Regions from separate parts of the Homo sapiens genome. Here region 2 is linked to region 1. A link is an interaction called in ENCODE POLR2A ChIA-PET data of the cell type or tissue named here. Cell type or tissue: PC-9. All regions are shown on one strand. Links, peaks and the distances in the headings refer to the core of each region. The heading gives the core; the rest is flanking DNA. Region 1 has its middle 87 kb from the start of FGF3. Region 2 has its middle 100 kb from the start of LINC02753.

Region 1 (4,384 bases), core at 119-4,118:
GACCCAGCACCCTCTAGAACCCTCTAGAACCCAGGGCTTGGGGTCCCAGTGGAGCAGCAACATCAGCCCCGCTCCCCACACCAAGCTGCTCCCACAGCCTCTGGCTTCCATGGGGATCTCTCACCTTTGTAGCTTTGGCTGGAGTCTGCTCTCAGCATCCAAGGGTGCTGCCCACAACCTCGTCCCAATTTTTCATGGAGACCACTGTCCCTCCCCAGGTGCTGGTGGGCAGTATGGGCCCCCCCATCCACACAGTGTCCCCAGGTTCCAGTGGACGGTGTGATCTCCCCAATTCCCACAGTGTCCCCAGGTCCCAGTGGACAGTGTGGCCTCCCCCATCCCCACAGTGTCCCCACTTCCTGCTGGATGGTGTGGCCTCCCCATTTCCAGTGTCCCCAAGTCCCAGTGGATAGTGTGGCCTCCCCATTTCCACAGTGTCCCCAGGTCCCGGTGGACGGTGTGGCCTCCCCATTTCCACAGTGTCCCCAGGTCCCGGTGGATGGTGTGGCCTCCCCATTTCCACAGTGTCCCCAGGTCCCAGTGGACAGCGTGGCCTCCCCCATCCCCACAGTGTCCCCAGTTCCTGGTGGATGATGTGGCCTCCCCATTTCCACAGTGTCCCCAGATCCCGGTGGACGGTGTGGCCTCCCCATTTCCACAGTGTCCCCAGGTCCCAGTGGATGGTGTGGCCTCCCCCATCCCCACAGTGTCCTCTGGGCAGGCCTGGGTCAGGCTGCATTCCTGACCCTGAGGTGTGGAACTCTCTCTCCCTGAGCTTTTGCAGAAACGTGGGGGCAACTTGCTCTCCTTCTGCAGGACTCAAAGGTGGGAGATGCTGGCCTAGAGCAGCCAGAGGCTTCCTACCGGGTGACGGGGAGAGGGTGCCTGCCCCAGAGTGAGGCCAGCAGAGACCAGACTCACAGAACAACAGAGACCAGCCACTCACTCAGCTGTGAGCCAGATGCACATAGTCTGTTTGAGGTGATTTCTTCACTGGCTACCAAGAAAAAACAAATAAAAATACATACAAAGCCCACTGGGCTGAGTCCTCCACCTGGAGAAAGCACTGCAAATGTCACCAGTGTTCAAGGGTCCTCCTCCCCCATCCAGCCCCCATCCCACCACCTTCTGCTGTGCGTCCCACAACCCTGTTCCCTAGGGGAGTGGTGGGCACAGAAAGCCCTCGGGTCTGTCCTCTTATCTTTTGCAAGCCTAGCTGGCCTCTGCTCCACCCCAGGCCTGGTTCTGGAGCACGCGTGTAGAAATGGGGCTGGCTGCTACGGCGGGCTTATCTGGGCCTGCAGGGCCGCCTTATCTCCCACAGCTTCTCATTGCCAGTCACTGGTTTATGCTTTTATGAGTGCAGTTTGCTCCTTCTAGGGAAGCACTGAGCGATCTCTGAAGGTGCCTGGCCATGGGGGCACAGGGTTCCTTCCTCCTAAAGCGCTGGTCCCATGCCAGCCCTGGCTCTGCAGCTGCTGTGGGTATCTTGCATGGGTGGGTGCCTGAGTGGAGGCTGTGGTGGTCTCAAGGGGCTTTTGCCAGAAGTGATCAGAAGAGGAGCCTTCAGGAGGGAAACCCCAGGTGGCCCCCACACCTTCTTTTGTTTGCCCATTTGATCTGCCCCACACCGGACACACTTTGATCTCACCAGCCCAGTCTCTAAGGTCCTGCCTGAGAGGGTGGGCCAAGTCCTGCACTGGAAGCTGGGAGGCTGGAATCAGATCTTCACACTGTGCCTCCACTGTCCTCTGAGCCTCAGTTTCCTCACCTGTAACATGAGCAGAAAGTTTGCAGCCACCTCGCCTGGCAGGATGGCCATGGGGAACCACAGGAGGGGAGGGGGCAGCGTCGAGGGTCCCATGGCCAGCCAGCATGGGCCAACCCATGTGTCACAGTTCATAGAAGGTCTTAGGAGCCTGGTCCCTCCCCCTCCCCCTCCCCCCAGGATGTTTGTAGGGTGAGGCAACCGGCAGGTGCCTGGTTAAGCCCTGGGGTCTGGAGAGCGGTTTCTAACTCCAGGCCCCTGTGAGCTGCCAAGACCTCCACCTCCTCCCTAGGGCCCCCGGGGGTCTGTTTGCTCTGTCTGCTTTTGAGAATCAGATTATAATGGGAGCCTGGGTCAGTTTCTGGATTTGTGGCCTCAGGACCTCCCAGAAGGAGCAGAGCTGAAGGCCAAGAGCCTGGCTCCTGTCCTGTCCTGTCACTTACTGCCCTGTGACCACAGGCAGGTCACTGCACCTCTCTGAGTCACAGCTTTCTCATCTTCCAAGCGGGGAGAGTCCTTGAAACAGGCTGCAACCATTAGATTCATTCATTCAACAAATATTTGCTGAGCATCTACTATGTGCCAGGCATGTGTGCTGGGGACACAATAGAGATCTAAACAGACAACAAACAAGATATTACTTTTAATGACAAAACTGTTTTGCCATTCATTTTAATGGCAAAAACTTTTAACAGCCATTACTTTTAATGGCAGAAACTGCAATTATTTTCGCACCAACCTAACACATAAGTAAAATGTATGGTGATGACACAAAGCAGGAAGGTTCAGTAGGGAATGGAGACAGGCACGTCTGGGGTGGAGGTGGAAACTCAATTTTCAATCGTGTGGCTAGGAAAGGCCTCTCCAAGGCAGGCGACAACTGAGTCAAGACCCAAAAGAGATGGGAGAGTGAGATGTGGAGATTCTGGGGTCCAGACACAATCACGGCATGAGCTAAGGCCCTGGGACAGGAGCTGGTGTGTGCAGAGAATGGCAAGGAGGCCAGAGGGACAGAAGGTGAGGGATCAGTACCAGGTCCAGAGAGGAGGTGGAAGGGGCAGGTAACTGGTCATGGTATGTCTTTGGCTGTGAAGCCAGTGGGATGGAGCCTGGGGGATTCTGAGCCCAAGAAAAACAGGATGGGTTTATGGGCTAGGCATCTTGCTTTTTTTTTTTTTCACACAGGTGACAACATTCTGTCACCCAAGTTGGAGTGCAGTGGAGGAATCCCAGCTCACTGCAACCTCCACCTCCCAGGCTAAGCCTTCCTCCCACCTCAGCCTCCTGAGTGGCTGAGACCACAGGTGCACACCACCATGCCCAGCTAATTTTTTTGCACTTTTTGTAAAGACGGGTTTTTGCCATGTTGCCCAGGTTGGTTTCAAACTCCTGAGCTCAGATGATTCACCCACCTCGGCCTCCCAAACTGCTGGGATTACAGGTGTGAGCCACCACGCCGTGCCTAGCATCTTGCTTGAGAGATGAATTCACCGCTGGGTAGAGTAGACTGAAGGGGCGGGCCAGAAGCAGAGGAAGCAGGCAGGAGGCCCCTGCAGCCACTCGGGCCACAGTTGGAGCTCAGAGACTAGAGGCAGCAAAGAAGGAGGTGGGGCCCAGCGGCTGCACACTGGGCCTCCATGGAGGCCAGAGCAGGTTGGCGGATGGACGTCCATGCTGGGGCTGCAACCCAGAGGGGACACAGCGTCGAGCCTGCATGGGGGACCAGGCACCATTCTATGCATTTCACATGTCCTAGACTCAGAATCCTTTCTACCAAGAAGGTACTCTTACCACACTTTCAGGGTGGGGAAACTGAGGCAGGGAGCGGCCACAGAGCTTCAACTTTAGGTTGGGCCCAGCATTCATGCCCCTCAGGGCTCCTGTCCCTGACAAGGAGCTCCTGGGAGGTGGTTTTCCTTTAAAACACTGCTGAGCACATACCGTATGTGGGGCACTGGGGTGTGTCTCATACAGACCTTTTCTTGTTTCACCTTCATCCCCACTCTGTGATCTGCAGGGCCGCTCAGTAAGCCCAGAGGCGGACACCAAAACATGAGAAGTATTAAAAAATGTTGTTTTTTAAAAAATTCATAAAACACACAAACACCAATGTAGCCGGAACTGACATTATCATGTAACAATATTTTTATCATGAATTTTGTATGGGAGGTATAGTGGGTTCAACTACATCCCCCAAAAGATACATCCACCTCTTAACCCCTGGAACCTCAGAAGCTGGCTTTGTTTGGAATCAGGATCTTGCAGATGTAATGAAGGTGAGGATCCCTAGCTGAGATTCGTCTGGATTAGGGTGGCCCTAAATGCAATGATGTGTGTCCTTATAGGCGAACAGGAGAAGAGACACAGAGACAGGGCACAGGAGAAGGCAGAGGCTGGAGCATCTCAGCCACGGCCAAGAAACGTCTGTAGCCCCAGGAGCTGGAAGAGGCAGGAATGTCCCTCCCCTAGAACCCTTGGATGGAGCGTGGCCCTGCCGACACCGTGATCTCAGACTTCTGGCTCCCAGGCTACAAGGGAATGGATTTCTGTTCTAAGCCACCAAGCACGTGGTCATTCGTTACACATCACGGGAAACTCATACGGGGGGTGTGCACC
Region 2 (4,384 bases), core at 226-4,225, 56 kb after region 1:
CAGGGCTAAAACCAGGATGGTCCCAGGCAGAGCGGAATGGTTGGTCCCCATAGCCTGCCCTTACCACTCCTTTCTGGCCACCAAGTTTATGATAGCCCCCATTTCACACACCCGCAGCTCTGTGGGCGTCTTTGTGGTGCTTGTGGTCGTTACAATTAATTAGCTCATTGCTTTCATAATTATTCACACTGTAGTGGTCCTCACTAGAAAGTGAGCTCCTCGAAGCAAGGCCCTTGCCTGTTCCTGTCCCCCCACTGCCTAGTATAGCACTGCAGAGCTCAGGTGCTCTGGGAAGCTTTACCAGAATGAAATAATGAGGAGACTGGATCTCCTGGATGCCAAGGGGCAGACACAGGGTGGAGGAGGATGCCCCAAGGCATACAGTTGGTGCTCAGCTGTGGGAAATGTTTCACAGTATGGGGAGCTGGCCGAAGATGATCAAGCTGTGAGGGAGGTGGTGAGCGCCACGTCCCTGAAAGCATTTCAGTAGAGGCTGGGAGATGTCACGTGGCACAGCCCATGCTGGGGAGAGCTGCAACCAATGCTCTCTGAAGTCCCCCTCAGATCCCAGGATTATGTAAGAGTCCCACTCTGAATGCTGAAAACAGGGGAGGACAATTGGCCTGGGGCAGGGAGCACAGTGCAGGGGGTCATGGGGAGGGCTGGGTGTCCAGAGAGGACAGAGTGAGGATGCCAAATGGTGACAGTGGGTTCAAAGGCATCACTGCTGGGAGGGGCCAAAGACGGGAAGCTGAATAATAGTTCAAGCTGGACCCACTGTGAAGGTGAAAAACCAGCAGCAGAGGGTAAACTCACTTGTCCTTTACCCTGGAAATTGGATCTGGGGTCCTTACCTCACTTTTGCAGAGCTCCTCATAGTTCCCAAAGTACTTTTATGCACTGTCCTAGGCAAAGGAAACTTGTTCATTTTCCATGTAAAAATCCCAGGGTAGGCCTGGCCCGGTGGCTTACGCCTGTAATCCCAGCACATTGGGAGGCTGAGGCAGGTGGATCACCTGAGATCAGGAGTTCGAGATCAGCCTGGCCAATGTGGTGAAACCCCATCTATACTAAAAATACAAAAATCAGCCAGGTGTGGTGGCACACACCTCTAATCCCAGCTACTCCGTAGGCTGAACAGGAGAATCACTTGAACCCAGGAGGCAGAGGTTGCAGTGAGCCAAGATCGCACCACTGCACTCCAGCTTGGGCGACAGAGCAAGACTCTGTCTCGAAAAAAAAAAAAAAAATCCTAGGATGCACGAATGAGGATGGGTGCGCCCGGTTTCAGACACAGGCTTCTCACGTTTTGCCGCTCTGCGTTGCGAAGTCTCCATGCTCAAAGCCACTTCATGGCTTCATGATCCCAAATGGCTGCTGTGGCTCCGGCCATCACAGCCCTGCCTCAGCCAGAAGGCACTGGGAGAGGAAAGGGGAAGAGAATGCCCCTTTCTTTAGGATACTTCCTGGAAGCTGCACTCTCCTGTGCCATTAAAATGAACTGTAAGTGAAATAATAGGGAATTCTGGAAAATTTAGGTGGCCTTTTGTCATTTAATGTATTAATTAATCCCACCATCAATTTCGCACTACTGGCCTCTCTGCAATACCGATTCATCTTAGGAATTTCTCACTGCAGCCCTCCCAGGCAGGTCCCAGCAAGCCTACTTTACAGATGAGGAAACAGAGGCTAAGGAAGAGCTGACTTGCCTGTGGCCCCCACCGGGGGACGTGGCCCCCACTCGGGGACATGGCCAGACTGAAGGCTGAGCCCAGGGCTGGCGGATGCAGACCCCAGCTCCACCCCGCCCATTGCTTTGTGATGTCCTCCCGCATCCAGGCCACCCAATGAGTCATGGCCCCTTTGTACTTCCTCTTCCCTTCCGTGAATCACACTGTCCCCCGCCCCTGGGGCAGTGGTTCAGTCCATCCCAGATTGTCCCTTAGAGGAAACACCCAGGGATGGGAACAGCAACTGAGCCTACAGAGACCCCCATGATGGCTCCGACCTGAGGAGAAGGGCCCCCAGCAATAGACCACCCCTCAAGAGATGGCCACCAGGGAAGACCGCTTTTCCAGAGAGGCACAAGGGACTGTCCTATGCCTGCACCAAGGGGATCAGGCAGCTGGCCCCACAGGGAACTTGCACGGGGCCCTCTCTGGGCAGCCTCCTCAGCAGATAGCTACTCCTGGTGGGGAAGGAGAGTCCTCTGCTTGGTTCCCAACAGGGCCCAAGTTCAAGCCCCAGGGGCTCAGCACAACAGCCCCTCCAATGGAAACCCATCATCCCCTCCTCTACGTAATGAGCTCTGTCCAGGGTGCATGGTAAGTGGCAAGCCCTGAGCCTGATGGTCTTACTCTCGCTTGCCCTGCCCGGGTTGTGCATTCCCTAAACACCACAAAACCCCAGGGACACCTTCCATCCCTGAGCCCTGCTCTGCTCTGAGACACTCAGCTTGGCTTTATAAAATCTGTGTAAACTGGCCAGCCATGGTGGCTCACGCCTGTAATCCCAGCACTTTGGAAGACCAAGGCAGGTGGATCGCTTGACCCTAGGAGATCCAGACCAGCCTGGGTGGCATAGTGAGACCGCATCTCTATAAAGAATTTTAAAAATTAGCCAAGTGTCATGGCGCACTCCTGTAGTCCCAGCTACTGGGGAGGCTGAGGTGGGAAGACCCCTTGAGCTCAGCAGATTGAGGCTGCAGGGAGCTATGATGGCCCCACTGCACTCCAGGCTGGGAAAGAGCAAGACCCTGTCTCAAAAGAAGAAGAGGAAGAGGAAGAGGAGGAAGAAGACGATGAGGAAGAAGAAGGAGGAGGAGGAAGAGGAAGAAGAAGGAGGAGGAGGAAGAATAAGAAGAAGGAGAAGGAGGAGGAGGAGGGGGAAGGGGGGAGGGGGAAGGGGGGAGGGGGAGGGAAAAATCTGTGTAAGTTACCTATACATTGCACCAAAAAAAAAAAAAAAAAAAAACCCCACAAGGCTCTTCTGACACCTGATCTGGTTCTGCAAAATCCTCCAGGTCCTGGGATCTGGGTCCTTTGCTTCCCCAGTGCAGGCAGCACCCCCCGCTGCGTGCATGAAAAATGCACTAAAAGCCCATCAGACCCTTGGAACTCCATCCAAATGGGGGGCCTGAAGCCTGGGCAGCACGCACACTCCCACTGCCTGGCCAACAAGGACACAGAATTAATCGTTTCTCACAAAGTCAAAGGCAAAGAGGCCTCTGCAAGCGATAGGTTGGCTCTGTGACCAAATAAGGCAATATTACATTTCACTGTTTATAGCAGACCCTGGACAGGGCAGCTTGGAAGGCACTGGGAAGAAATGCAGTTCTCACTGGGGCTCCATTCCCAACATCCAATAACTCTGTCCAAGGCCAGTTATAATTTCTTTACAGAAACAACCATGTGTCACTTTTTAAATACACACTAAAACCCGAGAGGTGACCCAGTCTCAGCCCCAGGCCGTCGGTTCCCTTGAGTGGCAGCACCTGGCTTTGAACTTCCACATTCATGATTTAAAGGTGGGGAGAGCCCCTGAAAATTTATTTCAGGGCTTGAGTGAAAACAGAGGCATTTCTTAAAGGGCAAATTTCAGAGCTCCATTTGTGAGGTGCCTTTTTCTCCCCTGAGAATTTATTGCAAACTTTCTTTTGCAAATAAGACCTGTTGCTGCTGCAGCTAATAGCCTTGGGCAACATTTCTGTCCCGACAGTATTTATAAAATGAGAGACACAGTTGGCAGGGTGGAGTTTTAGTAATTGGTATTAATAATAAGACAAGTGTAAATGTTTAAAACCCATTAGGAGGCTTTAAATGCTAAACAAAGCTTCAACTTGCTGGCATTTGCACCCTGGATGGGGCCTAGCCTAACCTCCAGCTAAGAAAATTCTAAGGGGATTTCTAGCAGCTCCAGCAAAACTCTGTACTGTCTGCATAGACCACATTTACAGAGCCGCGGTGAGGGCATAGATTTACAAAATGGAACAGCATCAATCTTACCTTCAAAATAGGATTTTTACCTGTCCGGTGAGACCCCGGGCACTTCCTCAGGCACTGCATGAGGTTGGGAACTGCGTCTACTTTGATCCCTTCTCTCCATACCCGGACACCCTTTCCAGAACCCGTGGGTGCTCAGCAGAGGTTTTCTCTGAAAAGGAGAATGGACGAATGAGGGAATGAGTGAAATGTATTATTGCATCTTTTGCCAATGACAGCTTCTAATTTACCTTCCTCGAATCTCTGAGGTCATGTAGGATGGATCCGCAGTGGCTGAGGTAGCCAAGCAGAATAAAATTCTTGAGCCCAGAGTGGACCTCTGGGGAGGCCAGCAGCAAATGTGTCCTCAGCTGTTCTGCCTGCTACCCCCTGGCAGTCACCCT

What was found. Peaks named below come from ENCODE experiments on the same cell type or tissue, not always from the same donor. Only the 100,000 strongest peaks of a DNase experiment are listed, where the experiment ranks them.
Region 2: POLR2A ChIA-PET joins it to region 1 with 9 read pairs; 3 of 35 experiments call an interaction of 5 or more read pairs at or near these places.

What each region holds. Positions count from the first base shown.
Region 1 is chr11:69,904,473-69,908,856 of GRCh38, forward strand. No RefSeq gene overlaps it. Among named protein-coding and RNA genes, the nearest start is that of FGF3, 87 kb to the left of the region's middle. RefSeq lists an enhancer at 1,102-1,603. In PC-9, for the core only: no CTCF peak of the experiment used is centred there; a DNase peak (open chromatin) is centred at 2,259; H3K27ac peaks cover 2,378 bases.
Region 2 is chr11:69,960,549-69,964,932 of GRCh38, forward strand. No RefSeq gene overlaps it. Among named protein-coding and RNA genes, the nearest start is that of LINC02753, 100 kb to the right of the region's middle. RefSeq lists an enhancer at 4,217-4,384. In PC-9, for the core only: no CTCF peak of the experiment used is centred there; a DNase peak (open chromatin) is centred at 1,873.